2 separate regions of the Homo sapiens genome follow, and region 1 is linked to region 2. Evidence: read pairs that join two places in POLR2A ChIA-PET (ENCODE). Cell type or tissue: OCI-LY7. All regions are shown on one strand. Links, peaks and the distances in the headings refer to the core of each region. The heading gives the core; the rest is flanking DNA. Region 1 overlaps SORL1 (sortilin related receptor 1). Region 2 has its middle 79 kb from the start of SC5D.

Region 1 (11,961 bases), core at 4,544-7,043, 120 kb before region 2:
AAGGCGTGGGTGGCTGCATCATCTGTAAGGTCACAGAAGAGACTTCAAGTCCACAGATCATGTCTTTGCTTACTGATACACATTTGTGCAAGAAATATCTGGGCCTGGCTTGCATGATAATCTTAATCTGGTAGTGAGGTTATGAGGTTGTGAGGTTGTAGGGGAGTAGCTAACCCTGACCCACCTCAAGCTTTTCAGCAATTACTGTTATCTACTGAAAGAGCCTAACAGTTGTATATTACCAAATTAACAAATCACAGAGGAACCTCATTGTTTCTTTAATGGCCCTATCATTTTGATGTACACTATGAAGACAAATAAGTGAACTTCATGTCAAAAAGCAAGGAATAAAAATTAAACAAGGCAACTTAAGGGCAAAAAATACAAAGCACATTATAAAGCCAGAGCGAGGCCAACAGGGTACCAGGAGGTTCTGAAGACCTGGACACCAGCTCCAGTCCAGAAGCCAGGGGGCTGAAACAGTAGCTTGCAAAGGACTGTAATCATTCATGGTGCTGGAAGGAAGCAAAAGAGTTAATCATGCAAAACCAGCTTTCTGTAGCTTTAAAATCAGTTCTTTGATTTTCCCAATTTGATTTGAATTCATTTAACACTAAAGCCAGCTGGAATTTCCCAAGCTCAGGCAGCCTTAGAGCTAGGCAGACCCCAGATAAAAAGTTACACTTGCAGGTTTCAACACTCTTACTGGGAGGGGATTATCTGACCGAGGCCAACTTTGTTTATCCTTGTCGTTTAGCAGTCTGATGTAATAAAAAGGAGGAAAGCACATATTTTGTGTGCTATCCACAGCCAGTTGTGTTTCTTTTCCCATCAATCCATCCCTTGAGAAATATTCCCTAGACAGTAGTACAACTCTGTCATTTGAAGCATCTGCCTGTAGAAGGCTCAGGGCAGAGTTTCTCAAACTGGTGATTGTTAGACAACCTTGGGATGATCTGGGGAAAAGTGCATTTGAGCCCTGCAATCTGCACTTGTAACAACTGTCCTTGCCTGATGCTGACGTGGGTACTCCTAAGACCACAATTTGGGAAACACCTCTCAGTGGTGGCCTAACTCATCTTACCTACATCCTCTCACTAATACCACTGACCCTGGAATCTGGTGGCTCATCCATGTGCAGAAGGAGGAGCCAGCTCATAACTACAATTTTGCCACCAACAGCATATAAATAAATAAGCCATACAGAGAGTTAAGAATTGCCTATAAAAGTACCAAAAATTTAATACGTCTCCCACCAAATTTCTAAAAATTGACTACTTTTTAAATTAGGTGGGCAAACATGGCATTCATTCAACTCTATTGCGCATCTGCTGCGTATCAAACATAGCGCAAGGCACTGGGTACTGTATCGGTGAGATCAAAACAAACATGACCCCTAATCTTACCACTGGCCAGGTTTAATTAAAAACTCACCACAGGCACTCTGTAAATCAGATACATCTGGAGAACAGACATAGCTGTTAGACTAGAATGGAGGGCACAGAAAGCTCCAGCTAGAATATAACTTTTTTTTTTTTTTGAGACAGAGTCTTGCTCTGTTGCTCAGATTGGAGTGCAATGGCATGATTTTGGCTCACTGCAACCTCCACCTCCCAAATTCAAGCAATTCTCCTGCCTCGGCCTTCCGAGTAGCTGGGATTACAAGCATGTGCCACCACACCAGACTAATTTTTGTATTTTTAGTAGAGACGGGGTTTCACCATGTTGACCAGGCTCGTCTCAAACTACTGACCTCAAGTGATCCACCCACCTCAGACTCCCAAAGTGCTGGGATTACAGGCATGAGCCACCATGCCCGGCCCAGCTGGGATATAACTTAAACTCTCGACCGTGACACCTAGAAATAACCCGGTTAAGAGAAATGCACAACAGCTATCCATCCTGCCCTGGTTCAAGCAAAAAGGAGGACAAACCAGGCAGTCAGTCAATGTGTTTTAGAGTTCAGAATTAAAATCACACAATAACTCCAGGCCCAAGGCATTAAGGCAGAAAAGGCCTATAAACCCTGGAGAACTGAAGACAAGGTTTTAGACCATACTGAAAACTCAAGACTGTCCAACTGATGTCACAAGGCACCAGTGCTTGGGCCTGATTTCTTATCTGTGTGTTCCCATCACCCCATCCCTGCCCAAAGCCATTCGAGGATGCTTATGTTTCTGGGCTGCTGTACATATTTGTGCATGTGTGTTTAAGAGAAAGATAAAGAAACAGTCAAGGCAGGAAGGCACTGAACCAATGTCTATGGGTCAATGCAAATGGCCTGACAAGAAAAACTGCCATAGGCTAATGGTTTTTCAGAACATTTTGCAAGGTATGTAACTGGAAATGCCTCTAGCCTTTAGCCACCCACATCTCTCTTCTCATTCTGTCCTTACTCCCTGCTTTTCCTGCTGGGGAGATCCTCTCTTGACCCTAAAATCCTACTAAGAAGGTTGACCTACTTCCACCTGGCCTGCTACCAATTATAGAAGTAAATGAGAATCTGAAGGAAAAGATTACGTCTGATTTCAGTCTCTAAGGTTAACAGTGAAAGACAACAGAGTAACCTCCCAGTTAGCAAAGGCCTTCAACAGACCCTGAGTCAACAAGGGAAGGGCACCATCAGGAAAGCAAGCTAGTAGCCTCCCAGAAATAAGAGCCCCACCTGCCCTTGACTGGGCCTGGTTTTTTCCTTTACAACCAGGGTGATAAAGACTGAACTCAATACAATTTCAAGACAAGTCCTGTTAAGTAATCAACTCTGGTTTTGAATGAGCAAGCCCACCATTTCGGCATCTGGCTCCAACACATCAAATCAAGGGGAAGATTTTCCCAAAGGCTGAGAGTTAAGCTACTTACTGACAGCTGGAAGCTTAATTACTGCTTTTCTTAGAGCATTAACTCCCACTAGCCAATGACTACACATCCTATTAGCCATGTAAATTGACATGTGTTGAAAAATCTCAAAGAAATCAGCATAAGTTTAAAGGAAATCAGGCAGTGGGATTAAAGGAAAGAAGCCACTGAGCCACCCTCCCCTCTCCATTCTTTGTTCTTTTCATTGGGATTTCAAAGAAATACGTCTTTGTCAAGGATGCTTGGCTACCAGGAAACAACCAAATTCCTAGAGCCTAGAGCCACTTTGAGTGTTTGTCCTAGGCCTCTCCACTCCTCTGACTTCCTAGCACCTGCCAAGCCCTTTCGGAATGTTCGTCAATGTTGTCAATGTTGAGATCCCTTCAGTCAATCTGTCCCAAGCACATCCTTCCAATTCCTGTGTATGCAAACTCACCTGTTTAATCACAGAATGCCAAACTTCACAAAGGAAACTCAAAAGTAGTTTATTCTTTAGTACATTCAACTTACCACCACCTTTGTAGCAAACATGTACTTGTCCCGAAGCTGAAAATCTCTCACTTCCTCAAGGATCACTTCCTGGTTTTCCCGGGACTGGAAGAAATCTGTACTTCGGAAGACAGTGGAGTAGCCAGAGGGTTCATGTCGTTCAATGTAGATGGTATTTGGTTTGTCATAGGGATCAATTCCCCTGGCAGAAAAAAAAAAAAAGGTTGTTATCATTTGCACATTTAATTACTAGAGGCATGGAAGTTTTGCAATGGGATAATCAACTAGAGTTTAGGCCTACCATGGTGTGACCCACAGATCATACTCTCTGTGCCTCAAACATATCCCTTTGGTTACTCCTTGACTCAGGATAGAGGGGACAAATTGCCATTTGCAAGGTGTTTTATGTTGTTTTCAAAGCATCCTGGGTTTAGCTCAAGGCAACCCTGCCCTGCTTAGGAAGAGCAAAAAGTAGTAGTACAAGATAAAATGTTTCAAAATTAATAAGCAAGGGACTGCTTGAAGCTATAAGCAAGTTTCTGGTCTAAAGTTATGAATCTCAGAGGAATGAAGGAGAGTTTTCCCAAGGTGCTACATCCTCTGAAGAACATTACTGGAGAAACCACACCATGAACCTCTGAGCCTGATCCTTCCAAGTGACGCTGCCCTGTCTCTGCCCTGTCCCCTACCAATGTCATGGATCTAGGCAATCTGGAGCTGCCTGTGCATTTCGTCTCCCATGAGGCTCTTCCACAAACTCTTTCTCAAACATACTGATCTCCTTGATGTCCTTCAGAAAGGGAGGGCACCTTTCTCCCACTGTGCTTTTGCAAACACCACACTCTCGTGAGGAGATGCCCTCTGCACGCACTCTGATCCCTCCATCCAATTCCTACTCTCCTCTGTCATCAAGTTCAAGTCTTCATCTTCCAGGAAGCCTTCCTCAGTGCTGTCCTCTCTTCTCCCAACACTAGCAATAACATCCCTCTGCAGCATCCAATTCCAAGCCTTTTACATGAGTTTGAACTCCAAACAAAGGTATAAAACCCCTTTAGTTGGGTGATTTTTTAGAATCAGTCTTATTCCTTTATGCAGTAATGCCTCTTAGACACTGTATTTTATTGTTCACCATTATGTATTTGTCTGAGCTTCCTAGACACAGTATAGATGCCTCGGAAGGCCATGTCTTAGATTTCATTTTACCCTATAGTATTCCTAGCTGAAGAGATACTTTCTGCATTGGATCTGTGGGGCAATTCAAGAAGCTAATCCAAAATGAAAACATAGAATGACCAGGCCAAACTACCTTGGAGAAGAACTTCTGAGCCAGTGATCCCCCAAGAATCCCCACACAGCAGCTCAGAGGACAACTTATCTGCTCCAGGTCTCCTAACATTCTCAAGAACACCAAGGCCATGGGAACCATTCAGCAAATGGAAAAAATAAATGGTAAAGTCGGGAAGATAGTCTTGTAGTGAGAATACAGAGTGATGACTCAAGGAAAAGCAGAAGGCCTCAGTTAGGTAACTGCCCTTATACAATCCCATATGCATGATGGCTCTCAGAATAATGAAGGTAATCGTGTCAAATTCCTTCAGAGATATACTGTCAAGAGCATATTCCCCCCACCCCTCCCAAAAAGGAAAATAAGAAACAGAAAAACAAGAACCTCTTTTGCCAGATGTAGTGGGTCACACCTGTAATCCCAACACTTTGGGAGGCTGAGGCCAGGGTAGGGAGGGGGACCATTTGAACCCAAGAGTTCAAGACCAGCCTGGGCAACATAGTGAGACTCCACCTCTACAAAAAATAAATTTAAAAAAATTAGCCAGGTATGCTGGCGTACACCTGTAGCCCCAGCTACTCAGGAGGCTGAGGTGGGTGGATTGAAGCCTGGAAGTTTGAGGCTGGGTGAGCCATGATTGTGCCACTGCACTCCAGCCTGGGCAACAGAGCAATACCCTGTCTTGAAAAAACAAAGAAAAAAGAGCTTCTTTTTACAATGGGAGCAAGACTTGAGTTTTGCCCTACAATCTGGATTCTTAGGGCAACGGAGAAACCAGCAGCTTTGGTCCTAGTGTGGGAGAACACTATTCTTCATTATCAGATCCTCTGTGTGCATGTGTGGGCGGGTGGTGGCATGTTCTCTTCTTTTCCACAATTAGAAGTACTGATTAAAGTACTTCCTCTAGCCAGAGGATATGCAAATTAAAATGAGGCTGCTTGGTATTTTTAAAACGGCAGAGAGGAAGGAACCTTTATTGAGCTATTTTGAGACCCAGCTCACCTCTATTATTCCTTCCTAGCCAAAAGCAGCAGCCAACACCTAGAGATAGAAAGAACTGTGACTTTCATCCCAATTTTCTTCCGTAATCCATATTTGGACCTCCCATTTCTGCAAGCTGCTCCACCTACAAGTTCTCATACTTTGCAATCACTTAGACTTCCAATGTCTTACGCTCACTGACACCTACTTTCTATTGTCTTTGTCCTCATTGAGAAATTCCAATCCTTGCTCTATCTCTGAGCAGTCACCAGCCTCACCTGGCCTCACCTGAAATCCCTCAATGATGCTCCACAGGGTATCTTTGAGTCCCCTCAGCCCCCTCCAGGTCTTCCACTGTTCTGTCTTGCCAATCTCAAGCTCCGGACCATGTAAATTTTTAGCTTTCCCACTCCTGCTGCTCCCAACTCGCCAAGCATTGTTGAACAAATGTATATCATTATTCTGAGAGACTAGATTACGCTTTCACTTATTATGGGGAAACCTAGGGGGAGAAATCCCACAAATAGCCTAAAATCCCCTAACCGACATGTCATTAGCTTCAATGAGATAAACCAGTCCTTTCTCCCAGGATATCTGTATATCTACACAGAGGCAGAAGGTACAATATGATTTTAGAACTTAAAATTTCTAAATTGTATGTTCCCTTATCTAGTAATTCTGCTGGTTTGCCCTCTTAATTTATAGTTTCTTAAGCAGATAAAAGAACAATTTTTCCCCTTAAAATTCAAATAAAGCAGAAGAAAGTTCTAATGGTTCTCCTTGAGCAGAGGGTGTCCTTGGATGAGACTGTGGTTATAATTTCACTAAGATCCCACAACTTTTGCTCAAGGAAAATAACAAAAGGGTCAGAAACAGCTACCCTCTGTGGAAACATAAACAGAATCTATGGGTGTCTGATGATGGTCAGCTGTAAGGCTCCTCAACATACCAGCTCCATCTTTACCTCTATTACTAAGGAAGCAATACCAACTAAAAGACATTTCACTTTACATGGAGAACTAAAAGAAACAAAGGCAGTATCTACATCTTCTGGGACCATTACACTTAATGAGGACTAAAATTACAAGTAAAAGTCTAAAAACAAATGAAAAACTAGGAGATAGAAATATAAATACACACACATACGATCTATCTCATATCACAGCCAAAGGGCTAATCTCGAATATATAAAGAGCTCCTTGAAACCAACAATGAAAAGACTAATAATCAAATAGAAAACAGGCATGAGATCAGGCACGGTGGCTCACACCTGTAATCTCAGCACTTTGGGAGGCCAAGGTGGGTGGATCACCTAAGGTTGGGAGTTCAAGACCAGCCTGGCCAACATGGTGAAACTTCATATCTACTAAAAATACAAAAATTAGCCAGGCATGGTGGTGGGTGCCTGTAATCCCAGCTTCTCGGGAGACTGAGACAGGAGAATCACTTGAATCCGGGAGGCAGAGGTTGCTGTGAGCCAAGATCACGCTACTACACTCCAGCCTGGTCATACTTAAACAGACAAACAAACAAATAAATAAAACAAACCATAATCCCAGCACTTTGGAAGGCCAAGGTGGGAGGATTGCTTGAGGCCAGGTGTTTGAGATCAGCCTGGGAAACATAGGGAGACCTCCTTTCTACAAAAAAATGTAAAAATTAGCTAGGGATGGCTGCACATGCCTGTAGTCCTAGCTACTTGAGAGGGTGAGGTGGGAGGATCACTTGAGCCCAAGAGTTTGAAGCTGCTGTAAGCTATGATAGTGTCACTGCACTCCAGCCTGGGTAACAGAGTGAGACTCTCACTAAAAAATATAAAATAAAAATAAATAAAATTAGCCAGGCGTGGTGGCAGGCACCTGTAATCCCAGCTACTCAGGAGGCTGAGGCAGAGAATTGCTTGAACCCTGGAGACGGAGGTTGCAGTGAGCCAAGATCACGCCACTGCACTCCAGCCTGGGCAACAGAGCAAGACTCCGTCTCAAAAAAAAAAAAAAATGACCCTTAAGCAGATTAAAAGATGTTCTAACTCATAATAAGGAAAATGCAAATTAAACCACAGAGATAATATTTCTTCCCTAACACATTGGCTGTGGAGGGAGACACTATTCTATATTGTTGAGATGAGTGCAAACTTGACACTTTCTATATCAAATCTGGCACTCTCTACCAAAGTTACAATTTTAAGGATTTATTCACTGTGGATATATCAGTGCACAAAACTTACAAAAGTCCTTGCCCTTGGGAAGCTTTCATTCTATTGAAGGGAGAAAGACAAATAATAAGCATAATAATAGTATATTAGAATGTGGTAAAGTGCTCTGCAAAACAGAACAGAACACAGTACAGGAGATTGGGAGTAATGGGGGAGTAGGTGCAATTTTATTTTTATTCATTCATTCATTCATTCATTGAGACAGTTATTATTTATTTATTTATTTATTGAGACAGTGTCTTGGTCTGTCGCACAGGCTGGAGTGCAGTGACGCAATCTCAGCTCACTGCAACCTCCACCTACCGGGTTCAAGCGATTCTCCTGCCTCAGCCTCCCGAGTAGCTGGGACTACAGGCACCCGCCACCATGCCCAGCTACTTTTTGTGTTTTTAGTGGAGATGGGGTTTCATCATGTTGGCCAGGCTGGTCTCGAACTCCTGACCTCAGATGGTCCACCCACCTCGGCCTCCCAAGGTGCTGGGATTACAGGCATGAGCCACCGCACTTGGCCAGGTGCAATTTTAAATAGGATCCTAAGGTGGGCATAAATGAGGTGGGCTTCATTTAGAAGATGTTATTTGAGCAAAGACTGGAATGAGGTAAGGGAGTAAGCAGTAAGTATATCTTTGGTAACAGCATTTTAGGCAGAGAAAACAGCAATTGCAAATATCCTGTTCCCTGTGGTAAGAAGGTATCTGACATTTAATCTGAGAGAAATGATGAAGCATTAAAGGGTTCAAAGCAGAGGAACAAAATGATCTAATTTATTTGAATAGACTCAAACTGACCACATGCTGAGAATTAATGATAGAAAAACAAGAGTAAACGCAGAAAGACTAGTTGGGAGACTAATGAGCAATGACACTGGAGGCTGGCACTAGAAGTGGTACCTGAGTAGAAGATTCTAGATATATACTGAAGGTGAAGCCAATAGGATTTCCTGATAGAATGAATGTAAAGCATAAAACAAATGTGAAATCAACGATGACTCCAAAGATTTTGGCCTGAGCAAATGAGAAAAGTTATAGGTGGAGCTGATTTGGGGTGGTGAAGATCAAGAGTCAATTTGCGAGGGGTCAAGTTTGCAATATCTATCAGTCATCCATGTGAGTGAATGGATAGCTGTTAGATAAACCCACTGACCCAGCATACCCACTCCTAGAAATCTGTCCTACACATTTGCCTGCACATGTACAAATTCATATAATTCAAGATCCTATACTACTTTATCACTGTAATAGTAAATTACGATAAGTATATTACTATTTACTTCTAGAAGTACTTCTTGAAGTACAGCCTGTTTATTTCACTCCTCTTCTCACAAAACTACAGGGGTACCTCATTGCTTTCAGAATGTAGCCCAAATTCCTTTATCAAGCGATGCAGATTCTAATACCAACTTCCCTTTCAAAACTTCACCCAATACACTGTCCAAAATTAAGAGTTCATGTTCTCTACCCAAGCACCACATTGGCGCATCCCTGTGCCTTTGGCAAGTCACTTTGTTCCTCTGCCTGGAATTCCTGTCCTCCACACCTCCACACAGGGACATCCTACCTGTTGTGCACATCCTGGATCAAGGGCCACCTCCTCTACACAGCTGTTTATGATCCTCCCATCTGGAAGGATAAATCCTCTCTCTAGCTTCTCATACTATGTCTGTTACCTCTGTGCCTCTTTCACAATGTGTGTTACGTACCTGAAATGTCTTTCCTTACCTCTCCTTAATAACTATATCCATAAATTATTCAATTTCTTATACCCTTAAGAATCTAGTAGGTTTTATATTTAACAGACATTCAAGAAAATGTTATGAACAAATGCAGGAATTTTTTTTTTTTTTTTTTTTGAGACAGAGTCTCACTGTATCGCCCAGGCTGCAGTGCAGTGATGCGATCTCGGCTCACTGCAACCTCTGCCTCCCAGGTTGAAGCAGTTTTCTTGCCTCAGCCTCCCAAGTAGCTGGGATTTATAGGCACATACCACCATGCTCAGCTAATTTTTGTATTTTTAGTAGAGACAGGGTTTGACCATGTTGGCCAGGCTGGTCTTGAACTCCCGAGCTCAGGTGATCTGCCCACCTCAGCCTCCCAAAGTGCTGGGATTACAGGCGTGAGCCACTGCACCCAGCGAAATGCATGAATTTTATATAGAGAAAAACTCCCACTTCTAATATGATGCTCTAAAAATGAAACTCTACAAACATGCAAGGGCCTCAAGATTCCCCTGGGTTCCCTGATTGATTGAAAAATGCAAAAGCTCTACCACTCCTCTCATAAATACCTTACTTTCTCCTCCCCCCAACTCTCTCCCACAGTGAGATCATTGTACTTGCAGCTCTAATTCTCAGATCTGGAAAAATGTATTTCCTGAATAAATGCTGGACATTTCAGGGGAGGGCAGTTTGTCCACCAAGAAGGAGCTAGAACTGGAGAAAGGAGGTTACATATATCAAGATTTCTTAGATGACACAACTTACCAAGAAAAGGACTTGACATGTTCCTGAATCATGATCCAGGTCTGGCCAAAGTCATCTGACTTCCACAGCTGCAAAGACAAGTGGTCATGATGCAAGAGGCATGTATAATACAACCTGAATGGCATCACCATCAAACACCCGCTGAAATCCCACCTTCCATGACACGCTGTCTGTGAAGGCAGGCACTGAGACTGCCAAAGCCAGCTCAGTTGCTCCAAAAGCAAACAAGGGCAAGAAAGGAAAGACAACTGTGTACCTATGTGTTCTCTCAATAGCAACTGGAAGGAAAAATGAGTAGGACTTGCCTTCCATTTATGGATTACCAAAAATTATATTTCACTCAAGACTAGCCTCTAGGTAATGGTAAAAACCAAAGGATGATTATACTCAGCACTTTTCAACGAAGAAACAGTGTCCTTAAAAACCTTTCACAGATAGCAGCATTATTCACAACAGCTAAAATGTGGAAGCAATCCAAGTGTCCATGAGGGATAAGCAAATAAGCAAAATGTGGTCTATGCATACAATGGAATATTATTCAGCCTTAAAAAGAAAAAAATTGACACATGCTACAATATGGATTAATCTTAAGGACATTCTGCTAAGTGAAATAAGTCCATCACAAAGTGACAAATAGTATTAATTCCACTTAGGAGGTACCTAGAGTAGGCAAAAGCATAGAGACAGAAAGTAGAATGGTGGTTGCCAGGGGCTGGGGGCAGAGAGGTATTATTTCATGGGTGTAGCGTTTCAGTCTTGCAAGATGAAAAGTGTTCTAGAGATGGATGGTGGTGATGGCTGCAAAACAATATGAATATACTCAATATCACTACACTGCATGCTTAAAAGGGTCAAAACAGCAAATTGTACGTTATGAGTATTTTAACACGCACAAAAAAGAGGAAGAAAACAACAGTAATGGGCCCTGATAATTAAAGATGAATGCAGAGGACACCAGCTAAGTACAGAGCCCCACAGAGAACCAACTGAATACACGGCTGTGGCAATGAGGAATTAACCTGCTGATCTTTGCCAAAGCCCCTCAACTTCCACAGATGGAATCTGAGGGTTCCTCCGGCCCTAGCAACCATGTATTAAGAAGCAGGAGACCCAAAGTAACAATAATTCCCCCTCCGCTGGTAAACTGACCCAGCCCATACTTAGGTTACTCCCTAAGGCAAGCAAAGGTAAACAGATCTGTGTTTTGGTTAAACAACCTGCAAAAAAACGTTCCAAGGTTTCTCTGAGCAAAAACATTCAAGGCTCACTGTAAATCCAATCATACAGGATCTACAAGTTTCACAGATTTTTGCCAAACTAATATCCTTGACTTGGCAAGCTTCAACCTTGAGATATAAGTCTTACTCAGGCTCTTTCCTCATCTCTCAGATTTCCTTCAAACCTGGGTTGAAGGAGGAAAATACACACATTTATATGATACACACGCACGCACTCGAAGGAAGACTATTACTGTTAGTGGTAACTTCAAATAAATGGGAGGCAAAAGCAGTGTTTAAGATGGAGGATGGAGAAAGCAGAACAGAAATTCAACAAAAGGTCCCTGAAGAGCTCAGATTCCAGCTTTCTCCACCTGGCTCTCTCTCTGATTAAATTCCAGAGCCTCGATTTACCCCAAGGGCTAACAAAGGTGCAACT
Region 2 (11,961 bases), core at 3,680-6,179:
TTTGGGTCTGTACTGATATCTCCTCTTCAATCCCTGATATGAATAACCTCAGACTTCCTTGTTTTTTCTTTATCAGTCTTGTTAGATGTTTATCAATGTTATTGCTCTTTTAAAATAAATAGCTTTTATTTTCTCTATTTCCTGTTTTCAATTTTGTTGGTTTTTTGTCTTAGCTGTGTTATTTCCTGATTTCCTGATGCTCTCTCTCTGTCTCTCTCTCTCTCCTTCCAAGATGTTTTTATTTTTTAGTTTTCAGCAATTTGATTTTAATATGTCTTGGTACGGATTTCTTTGAATTTATGCTCTCTGGGATTTGCTGAACTTCTTGAATCTACACATTCATGTCTTTTACCAAATTTGGGACATTTCTGCTATTATTTTTTCAAACTTTTTTTCCTATACATCATTCTTTCTACTCTTTTCCAGGATTCCAATGACATAAATTTTAGACTTTTGGTATTGCCTCATATGTTCCTGCGGCTCTGTTAATTTTTTTCCTCATCTTTCCCCTCTTTGTTCTTCAGATTGAATAATTGAATAATTTCTATTTATCTATTTTCTTTCTTTTTTTTTTTTTTTTAAGACAGAGTCTTGCTCTGTTGCCCAGGCTAGAGTGCAGTGGTGCAACCTTGGCTCACTGCAACCTCTGCCTCCTGGGCTCAAGCGATTCTCCTGCCTCAGCCTCCTGAGTAACTGGGACTACAGGCACACGCTGCCACGCCTGGCAAATTTTTTGCATTTTAGTAGAGATGGGATTTCACCATGTTGCCCAGGCTGGCCTTGAAATCCTGAGCTCAGGCAATCCACCTGCCTCAGCCTCCCAAAGTGCTAGGATTACAGGCGTGAGCCACCACGCCTGGCCTCTATTGATCTATTTTCAAGTTTATTAATTCTTTCCTTTGTCATCTCCATTCTGTTATTAAGCCCAACTAAAATGTTTTTACAAAGTTTTAAACTATTATATTATTTAGTTGTAAAATTTGCATCTGGTTATTTTTTAAAATATATCCTATTTCTTTGCTAAGGCTTAATATTTTCCTATTTGGTTCAAAATTGTTCAACCTTACATCTTGGAGGATTTTTATAATAGCTTCTTCAATGTGTTTGATTATTTCAACATTGGTGTCATCTTATGGTTGACATTTGCTGATTATCTTTTCCTGTGCAAGATTTGTTTGTTATATTCCACATAATTTTAGATTACATTCTAGACATTTTCGATATTATATTATGGGCCTGAGTCTTATTTAAACCTTATGGAAAGGGTTTATATTTTTGTTTAATAGGCAGTCAGCCTGGTGGGGTTCAAGCCATATGTTCCAACCACACTTCTCTATGTGTGCTTCCAATGTCAGTACAGTTTTGAAAGCCTTTAAATGCTGTCTCCACATGTATACCACCCAGAGACCAATCTGGATGGAGCAGTGAATTGAGACCACAGTTCAGTTTTCAAGGTCTAGGGTGTTCTGTTTAGGGCCAGATCCATCCATGTGCACCTTGTGGGTGAGCTCAGAAATTCAGAAACAACTTTCTCAAGTTCTTCCCTCTCTGTGATCTCCCCAGTACTTTTTAGATCCCTGTGGTTCCACTCTTTGCTCCTCCAGTCAGAAAGCTGGGGCTTAGTTGCCCCACTCTGCTGCATACTTCTATGAGTGTGCCTGCATCTGGGGCCAGGTGGCAGAAGGACAGAGATAGAGAAAACTAACAGGGGTGCATCCATGAAATTGGGACCAGAGCTTCTCCCAATCAGAGAGGGAGGTTCCTCTTCATCAGAGTTTTAGGTCCACGTGGGCCCTACTGCTGCCATTGCCACAACCACCTCAGGATTGTATGGGGACTGGAGCACAACAAAATGGAGGAAAAAGCAGAAGAAAAGTCGACTGCTGCCGCCACTTCCCCTAAGTGGTAGGAGTCCCATTTTCTGTTTCCTCTAGCCAGAAGTAGCAGACCTCTCCTGGAACAGTCTCTGTCTCTTTCTGGTTCTCACAGTTTTCAGGCAACCTTCAATCCAGGCCAGAGGATACCAAGGAGAAAAAGGGTGGGGGACAACAACTTACTGCTGGTTCTGTGATATTTCACATTTTGGTCTTATTTCCCAATCCACCTGCTATCATTTACTTTTCAGCATCCTCAAATAACTTCCATGCATTCTTTTCTGTTTTTTTATTTTTATTTTTTATTTTTATGAGACAGGTCTTACTCTGTCACCCAGGCTGGAGTGCAGTGGTGTGACCGCGGCTCACTGCAGCCTCAAACACCCAGGCTCGAGCAATCCTCCCTAGTAGCTGGGACCAAAAGCGTGCACCACCACATCTGGCTATTTTTTTTTGTTTTGTAGTTGTGGGGTCTCCCTATGTTGCCCAGGCTAGTGTCAAACTCCTGGCCTCAAGCAATCCTTGTGCCTCAGCCTCCCAAAGTGATGGGATTACAGGCAGGAGCCATTAAGCCCAGCCCTTTTCAGTTTTTGTAGCTGCATTCACTGGAGGAGGCAGGGTGGCGTCTGGTTACTTCATCTTCTATGCTTCTATCTTGCTTTCTGAGGATTCTATCTCTGCCAAACAGATTGTAAACTGATGTAGGGCAGAAAGGGGGTGATCCCTTTCCTCCCCATCATAAAGTGTTATGGCCTACATCCCTATAATAAAAAACAGGTCAACAAGAGAAAAGCATAACAAATTTATTACATGCACATGTATGCATGAGAGTCATACAAAATCTGAACTCAAAGAGAGGCCAGATGGTTGAGACATAAATGCCCCCTTCATAGGGGAGAAGATAATGGGGGAATGAATAGGCCCAATGAGGACAATTATTAGTAAATGATTCTTTTTGGGAAGGTGAGGGGCAGAACCACACAGAAAGAAAGGTTGTCTTATCATGCAGATAAAGTCCCCCAGGTAATCTCTCTGAGGTGCTCTCTGAAAATTCTATGAAAAGTCTGTCTGGGTGTAGTGATGACTCCAGTCTCTTCTCTTCTTAGGTGGTTGATCTTTGCTGGTCATTTGATGAGATTCCTAGGGAGAGGGTCTTAAAATTGCATTTCTTCTGGAAAGAAGCTTGCTTTCTTATTCAGATAAGGAAAGTCCAAAGAGAGAGAGAGAGAGTCTCTCCCTGTACCCAGTGAAGGATTTGGGAAACAGTGGACAATAAGACAAGGTTAGAGGAACCTTGATTCTGAGGCAGCTTCAAAGGCCTCTCAGCATGTAAAAGTGCCAGTCTTTGGTGTATTGCTTTCTGAGCTCCAACACTGACGAACTAGGCTTTTAAATTTCACTTTTTTTATTCTAAGATAACTTTACAAAAGCAAAAATCACTAAGAAAAAAGTTGACCTCTCAAGGGAAGTAAAATATGTTTAGTTTCTTGGCTTTTCAGATTACTTTGCTTCCTCTTTAAGATCATGGGCAAGAGAAATCCAAGACAGAGCCTGGTTATTGTACACCATACATATTGTGAAAGGAAAATAAATCTTGTGACCTCAAACTCACTAAGCCAAAGGGAAAAGTCAAGCTGGGAACTGGGTCATGCAAACCTGCCTCCCATTTTGGTTCCCAAATACAATGGCTACAAAATGAAAAGCTACACCCCTCCCTCATATTTTGCCCACAAGGAAATTCCTTGTGGGCCCCAAGCTCTTTACCCCAAAGCATTTCTGTTAAAATTCACCAGTGCAATGCAAATTGATGGCTTATCTTCACAGGTGCAGGGCCACATAGGACAGAACTCAAGTCATCCCTCTGCCTACCTGACACAAAGGCAGATCTGATTATTTCCTCTGCCCTATTGTCTATATCATCTTATGTAAAAATGCAGATTCACTGAGCCAGACAAAGGCATGAATGACTATTTTCCCCCTACCCCCCTCTTACATGAAAATTGTGTATTTCTCAATATCCCGTCCTTTCCCTTTTAAATTTGAAGCCCTCAGAATTATCTTCAGAGAAAGACATAGGCCTGTCTCCAGAGTGTGAGTCCTTACCTTTGGCAAATAAACCTCCTAAAATGAGTGAGACCTGTCTTGTCGTGTTTCTCGATTGACATCTGGTAACAACGGAGGGATCCTGAGTAAAGGTGGCCCAGGCCTGCGGCTGCCCTCCTGTCAGTACTTGGTACTGGCTTGGGCTCTTTATAGCTCACACCGATAGGACAATTTGCCAAGGTCTAGGGCCTCTTTCCTGCAGGGATCCCTGACCTCCCAACATTTTTAGTTGGGTGTCTGAGGTTAATTTGCTGTTAGGGAAAACTCCTTTTTGCTGGGAGTTTCCACTTGCTTCTCTCACGGAAGGTGGGCTTGTCTGCTTCTGCATTGGCAGAGAGCGGTCTTCAGCTTGGGCCCCATCAGTAGGTAAGGAGCTGAGTTGGGATTCTGTTTTGCAAATTCTCTTTAATGACTAAAGTTAGTGTTAACAACCAGCTGGTCTTAATTTCTCCTTACATTTAGAGCACTCAGAAATGTATAATTTGTGTGATCGTTGTTTTGCTTAGCTGTTTTGTTTGTTTGTTTTCTGTCTTATTCGGGGGTTTTTCTGTATGTTTTCATCCTTCTCTTATTAGATTTGACCAACTCGAAGCCCCTCTCGCTTATGAGTGTGGAATTTTCCACTCCAAAGAAATAAGAGCACCATGCTCCCCTCAGCCTTTCAGGGCATTTTCAGGCAACTGAGAATCATATGAGAGGGTCTCGGGGGAACGCTCCCTAAGACGTGCAGCGGCTCTGAGTAGGTTACCCCCTCAGAAGAACACACTTCGAGCCTAATCTCAGCTGGCAGGTGCATATACGGAGCTGACCCCTCCCGCACCTTGAGCCCCGACACACTGTGCCACACAGCCATGACACAGGTGGATCGAATTGGTTCAGGGAGTAACAGCCCTGAAAAGCTAGGTCTGCAAGCAGAACACCCTGGGTCTGACACTTCCTGACTTGGTAAATCTGAAAAAGAAAGTAAATTATGGGGAACAAGACCTCTAGGTTGGCTAAAACCCAGCAGCTGTGCAACATAAAGCTCCACCTTTAGAAACTCCAGCCGGGTACCTGCAAAATACTTATGGCGAGTTGTCATGCAAATGTTTAACCAAGTGGACCCTTATAACCAAAGCAGACTCCAAGTTACCATGGCCTAGATGGGGATCTTTTGAGATGCACAAATTAGCATACCTGTGAACTAGGATGGAAAACACAGGCACAAAAACAACCAGGATGGGAGAGCTACTTTCAGTGGTACCTGGAGAGTAGCAAAGGCGGGGAAGATCACCTCACCTCCTCACAGGAGGCCAACAAACAACTCAGAAGTGCTAACCAAAGACTCTCTAATGTTTTATCTCTTTTAAAGGAATCCTCTAAATCCCTTCCTTTCCTCTTGGAGATCCCCCACCTCCCCCTCTACCCTGACCTCTCTGAACTTCCTGAACCAGATCTGTTCCCTCCTTCTCCTGCATGTTCCAGTCCACCATCCCCCCACTTCCTTGTCTGCCACTCACTCAACAGAAGGTAGTAGGGGGTCTAACTCCCAAGACCCTACTTACTATGGGTTCCCTAGTAACCCTGGTGGCAGCCTCTCATCTGGAAGATGTGGAGAAGGAGGACACTGTAGGGTTCCTGCAGTTTTTGTGCTTCATTTATCATCTTTTTTTTAAGAAAAAAAAAAAAAAAACAAGATTCAGTAAAGAATTCCTTTCACAGCACACAGCCTGAAGATAGGGTTCCAGGTATATGCTGCAGCCTGGAGACTTTGTCTACTGGAAAAGACATTTAATGAAGGACTCCCTTCAACCCCAGTGGAATGGCCATACCAGGTACTATTGGCCAATCCATGTAGCACAAAATTAGAGGGTATAGACTCATGGATTCACATCTCTCATCTTAAAAAAGGCACAACCTCCTGAGTGGACAGTGACTCCCGCCAAGGATCTTTGCCTTCGACTCACTAAACATTGAACTTTGACTCAGGACTAGAAGCAGATGACAGCTGTTGTGGACTGCTTAAACCCAAGACACAGGGCCAGGCCTGTATACAAAAGAACACCTGTGCTTATTTTATAATAGCTATTATGACTATTGTCCTAGAGATACTGGCAACTGCTGTCTTACACAGAACAAGGCACTTGCCTTGTCTGACTTAATGTCCTTTTAGTAGCTAAAATCAATTTCACAACCTTGCTTTTATTTCTCCTATGTCACTACGCCTTCTTGCCACTGCCACCCACTGTCACCCATGAAACAAACCTGTTTCTGCAATGGGCTCAGGATTATGCATACAGATTACAAAAGGAGGCCTGCTGGATATGCGGACTCATGCCTCTTTCCAGGGGCTCCAGCCTGCCATGGCGGATATCTGTCTTCCAATGGCAGAACTGGATAAAATATCAAAAATGTATTACATCACAGAAACAGTCTGGTATCCTTAGTGCTGGCATAACAAAAGACAATATAAGTAACTGACCCATTAAAAACACTATTAAGAGCAAGAGACAGGGGAAATGTTTTTTAATGGAAAGGATCAGCTCACTAACTCTCACTTTAGCATCTCCCCAGCTAAAAGAGAAGGTGACAACTATGCCCCAAACAATGGCTCATTTTCAAAATGGGATAATGAAAATTTGGGATGGGACTCTGTGGCTCACCCCTTCATTAGGTCAGCTTAGCCGAAATGCTCCTTTATGTTGGGAACAAGGAAAACACACCAACGACCAATGGCCAAACAGTAGAAGAGATATGGGGTGGATACCTGGAGAACATTGTGACCACATTATTATATGACAAGACACAGACTGGCATGCCACCAATTGGGTACGGCAACCAGGTATTTATTGGCTACCTCCAAATGGGACATAAGGGTTATGTGGCACTAACATGGCTGTGGTTACCTCCAGGATGTTATGATGAAGTTCACTAGGTGGTTATACTTGCACACAAGGATGAATAATTCAGACCCTACCAAAACCAGCAAATCTTTTTCATTTACAATCCTGCTGGACACATTCGGTATTCCAATGGTATGATCACTTAGCTTCAATCTTTGTACCACAAATAGGTATTGAAGATGTTATATGGTATATAGAGGCCTAATACGGTTTGACTGTGTGTCCCAACCCAAATCTCATGTTGAATTGTAATCTCCACGTGTTGGAGGAGGGGCCACGTGGGAGGTGAATGAATCATGGGGGAGGTTTTCCCCTTTGCTATTCTCGTGATAGTGAATGAGCTCTCATGAGATCTGGTTGTTTCGAAAATGGATAGTGCCCTACTCTTCTTTGTTGTCTCTCTCCTGATACCATGTGAAGAAGGTGCTTGCTTCCCCTTCGCACTTCTGCCATGATTGTAAGTTTCCTAAGGCTTCCCCAGCCATGCTTCCTGTACAGCCTGCAGAACTGTGAGTCAATTAAACCTCTTTTCTTCATAAATGACCCAGTCTCAGGTAGTTCTTTATAGGAGTTTGAGAATGGACTAATACAAGGCCCTAACAAGTTACACCCAAAAGGCCCTAAATGACAGCTGCATGAGTATCTCTTTGCTAAAAAAAAAATGAGGTCTTATGACGAAAGTTCCTTATGAGTTCCTTATGAGGAAAGCTGTGCGGCCAAATTGTATGGCCTTAGACATACTCACTGCAGCCCAAGGTGGGACCTGCACCATTATAAAAACCGAATGTTGTGTTTATATTCCAGACAAATCAAATAACATAACCCGACTTATGACCGATATAAAAACCCAGATAACTAACCTGTCAGATCCAAAACCCTCACTTATTGATTGATAGGTTGGCTGGTTTGGGTCCTGGGGAACTTGGTGACAGAAGCTATTGCCTGTAATGAGAATAATTTGGGTTTTGTCCTGTTTTTGCTTACAATGGTGTTATGGTATGTGCGTGCAAATAAGTCAACATGCAACCAAAAGAGCTAGAGTAATGATTGCTCAAAGAATTGCTCTAATTAAGGAGGCAGTAGTATAGCCTGAACCAGCTTCCAGGTTTGCTACCCCTTCGTTGCTATATATCTGGCCTAGGTCCCTATATTTTTCTTTCCATTTCCATCTTTCCTCCCCCTATTTTTATCCTCATGGGACACGACTTCCCAGGAATGAGTCTTCCTAGCAATGCGGGACATGACTTCCTAGGAAGGAGCCTTCCTAGCAACATAGGACCTGAATTTGTAGGAGTAAACCATCCTAGTGATGAGGAACCAGCTCAAAAAATAAAGAAAAAGGGAAAAGCAACCTGAGATCAGAGACACATTTTCCTTCTAAAAATGCTTTCTCCAAAAGATTTTAAAGAAAAGCTGGGGGTGGAGGATGTGAAAGGAAAAGAAATCTTGTGACCTCAAACTCACTAAGCCAAAGGGAAAAATCAAGCTGAGAACTGGGCCATGAAAACCTGCCTCCCATTTTGGTTCCCAAATAAGATGACTACAAGATGAAAAGCTACACACCTCCTTCATACTTTGCCCACAGGGAAATTCCTTGTGGCCTCCAAGATCTTCACCCCAAAGCATTTCTGTTAAAATTCACCAGGACAATGCAAATCGATGGCTTATCTTCACAGGTGCAGGGCCACATAGGACGGAACTCAAAGTCATCCTTTCTGCCCACCTGACACAAAGGCAGATCTGATCGTTTCCTCTGCCTTATTATCTATGTTATTTTATGTAAAAATGCAGATTCACTGAGCAAGACAAAGGCATGAATGACTATTTTCCCCCACCCCCCTCCTACATGAAAATTGTGTATTTCTCAATATCCTGCCCTTTCTCCTTTAAATTTGAAGCCCTCAGAATTATCTTCAGAGAAAAGGCATAGACCTGTCTCCAGAGTGTGAGTCCTTAACTTTGGCAAATAAACTTCCCAAAATGATTGACGCTTGTCTCGTCATTTGCCTCGATTGATAATTACCCACTGAGATAAATGCCTGTGATGCCTTAAGGTGCTCAGAACACAGAGTAAGTCTAGGATCTTAATGTCAGCATTGTGGTTTAGGGGAAAATAAAAGGTTGCTGTTCATACAGAGTGGTCTCTCATATATGCCTCGGGATTAAACTGCAATTCACAGAAAACCCTAACAATCTTGCTTTCTGAACGCTTTTTGAAAATATGCAGTGAATTGCCAAGACCAGGATGTTCTTCATCAAGGACTTCCGAGGAGATAAGATTTAATTTGCTTTTTTGTTGGTCTTCTTGGGGCGGGTGAACTCCAGGGAGTGATGTGTGTTTTCTGTAAAGTCAGCAAGCTATTGTTGAACAGAATTTCTGCAGATATTGTCAGTGGGAACATAATTTGGGTCAATGAATCATAAATTCTATTTTGGTAATTTGCCGAAGACAACATTGAAAACAGAGCTAGCCCAACGGGGAAAACTGGAAAGAGACACACAGCTCAATAGCATGGCAATAGGGCAGAGGGGGAAAGAAGTGAGACATTCTGCCTAACAGACTGCAGACTTCTCTTCAAATGATTAGCCACCAAGCAGGTTGGATTTTTTTTTTCCTTCCAAGTCCTGGGAACGACGGCAAAGCAGTTAACACAGACTGCACAGTCACAAACCAACAGAAACATGACACTTGAGGTAAGTCCCCTAAGATTCTCAGATAACTACCTCTGTTCAGTTCATCAACCCACAAACAATCCAAACTTGTCTCTTGGAAAAAATTCCCAGACCTTCAATGCAACAGCCTTGTGCTGCTCACATTGTTCTAGTTTCTGTAGGTTACAGAAAACAGTCAGCTCACACACTGGCTTCATCTTTCCTTCCTTTTGGTTCAGGAAATTCAGGTGCAGCTATTGGTGGTGGGAGGTGGATGGAGGAGCAGTGAAAATGAATGCAAATGAGGATGATTTTTTCATTAGATGTGGCTTTTCCTTAATACAATTTTATTCAACTTTATAAATGAAGAAACTGGAGATGAACAACAGTAACAAATAACCCCAAGTCTCCATTATTCATTCCAGGAATTAAATCTAGGACCTTCAACTCAGATGCCCTTTTGTTTAGCTCCTCAGGATACTGGAGGGAGAGAAAAATTTTACCTGAGCGTTTACTCAAAACCAAGGTCAGACAATGCTGTATTTACCTCTATCACCATCCTCTGCTCAGTCCTCAAGAGCTTTGTGCAAGTGAGAACAGCTGTCCTTTGTTTTAAACAAGGACAAGCAAGACAACTGAAGTTTAATTGCAACAGGATGCATTTGGATTAAGTGTGGGAAAAAAAAAATTGTTGGATTCCAAGTATTGTGAGACCAAGGAATGAATTACAGGGGAGAGTGACAACATTTTTTTTTTCTAAAGATTTTGGGGACAGCTCTGTTTCTGGAATGTCCGAAGATAGTCCATCCAATAGGACCAATTACCAGAATCCAGCCCCCAGAGCCTACCATTTCTATACTCATTCTTCTGGCTAATAAAGGGGGTTCTGCTTCACGCCCTCAGTACAGGTCTTTCAGCCATGACGACCAAGGCAGACCATTCTGGTTTCAGCTGGAGTGTTTCTGTTCTCATGAGACACCAGTCCACAGGGGTTCTCTGTCTCACATGTGGAAGGGAAAGTGAAAGTAGCTTCTTTTAAAATGAACAGTTACCTCCTTCTCATTGGCAAAAGGCCACTTAAATTTCCCAAGGGGGACAGAAAACCATCTTGCAAAGTTTAGAAGATATTCGTAGCAGCTGACCCGCAGCAATGTCCTAAAGCTGGGCTTTCAGAATCACTGGGTACTTGGCTCCATTCCAGTCTAATTAAGTCTCAAGGCTTGGGTAGTAGGACCCAGGCATTGATATTTTCGAAAAAGCTTCTCAGTTAACTTGAAAATGCTTCCAGGGTTGAGAAGCACCATTCTGAGTACAGTTGATATGCACCATCCTCTTTCAGAGCTTTTTAGGAGTTCAAATTTGGCTAGACCAAGGGAAGGACAGTACAAAGTGTCTACTTATATGAACTGTTCCAGTTGACTGCCATTTGATTGATGTGTTGGAGGATTAGGGCCCCAGCCATCCTATTAAGAAAGCAAGTGGACCACTGCCTGGCTGTGAGCCTGGAGGAAGCCACTTCAACGGCTTTGTTTCAAGAGCCAGGGAAGACAGAACCCGAGAGCTGTGTCTTGAAGGCTTCCTGCAGGGAGTGGGAGCTATGATTTTATTGCTAGAGAAAGAGTCTCCAAGCTGTTGATGGATTACAAGCTGCTGATCCGTCTCCAGCCCTCAGAGGGCAGAATGTGGAGAATTCCAAAACACAACATAACAGTTGCCTCTGGTACAAAGAAGACGCAGTAATTTGTGGAGGCCGCGTGGCTAAGAATGTAAAGGCAACCAAGCACTGGGGTTAAGAATTAGGAATCTGGATTTGAACCACCCTAGGTTCACATCCTACCACTTACTAGCTATGTGCCTTTAGGTATATTAATTAATTTGGGCTTCACTCTCTTATCTGTAAAATGAGGATAATAATAGTAATTACCTCATTTAATTGCGATGATTCAGTAAAATAATGGACGCTAACACTTATTTAAATATATAATGCATTCAGTAAGACTTGCCTGTATGTGTTTTGTTGGGGCAGAAGCTGCAATGGAGTCTGTGCTGATGAGGGTAGGAGTGGAGAAGGTGTTTCCTCGTCACCAGGGCAGCGGCATTGGAGATCTAGGACGAGCTAGGAGGGAAAGGTGTTCTCCACGACGCCAGGCTTGTACTGACAGGATTCTCTCAAAGTTGAGGTACCCAGTTGCTGGGTACAACCCCAGCACTTGGTAGGGAAGGAGAGCAGCTCTCATCCCAGGCTGTGCAGCCTGCGTCCGCTTAACCTTTAAAGCAAGTGAAGTTGTCACCTGGGTCTTTGTCCTCCTCATCATCCCTAGAGATTCTGAGTAAGAAAGTCTGGGGTGGACCCAAGGAATCTGTATTTTCTTAAGAGTTCTCAGGATGATTTAGCAGCATGGGCAGGGTTGAGAAGCATGGTGCAGTCTGCTCAGTGCAATTAAAAGGGT

What was found. ChIA-PET counts read pairs that join two places held together with the same protein. Peaks named below come from ENCODE experiments on the same cell type or tissue, not always from the same donor. Only the 100,000 strongest peaks of a DNase experiment are listed, where the experiment ranks them.
Region 1: POLR2A ChIA-PET joins it to region 2 with 5 read pairs; 4 of 35 experiments call an interaction of 5 or more read pairs at or near these places.

Annotation. Positions count from the first base shown.
Region 1 is chr11:121,488,455-121,500,415 of GRCh38, reverse strand. It overlaps SORL1 (sortilin related receptor 1), which reads right to left. Exons shown (of 48, transcript NM_003105.6): 5 at 10,306-10,373; 6 at 3,367-3,547. Among named protein-coding and RNA genes, the nearest start is that of SORL1-AS1, 41 kb to the right of the region's middle. RefSeq lists an enhancer at 1,777-2,277. In OCI-LY7, for the core only: no CTCF peak of the experiment used is centred there; a DNase peak (open chromatin) is centred at 5,545; H3K4me3 peaks cover 1,649 bases; H3K27ac peaks cover 2,500 bases.
Region 2 is chr11:121,366,241-121,378,201 of GRCh38, reverse strand. No RefSeq gene overlaps it. Among named protein-coding and RNA genes, the nearest start is that of SC5D, 79 kb to the right of the region's middle. RefSeq lists enhancers at 4,804-5,581, 6,079-6,138, 10,507-10,606, 10,647-10,746. In OCI-LY7, for the core only: no CTCF peak of the experiment used is centred there; DNase peaks (open chromatin) are centred at 3,731, 4,901 and 5,981; H3K4me3 peaks cover 2,436 bases; H3K27ac peaks cover 2,500 bases.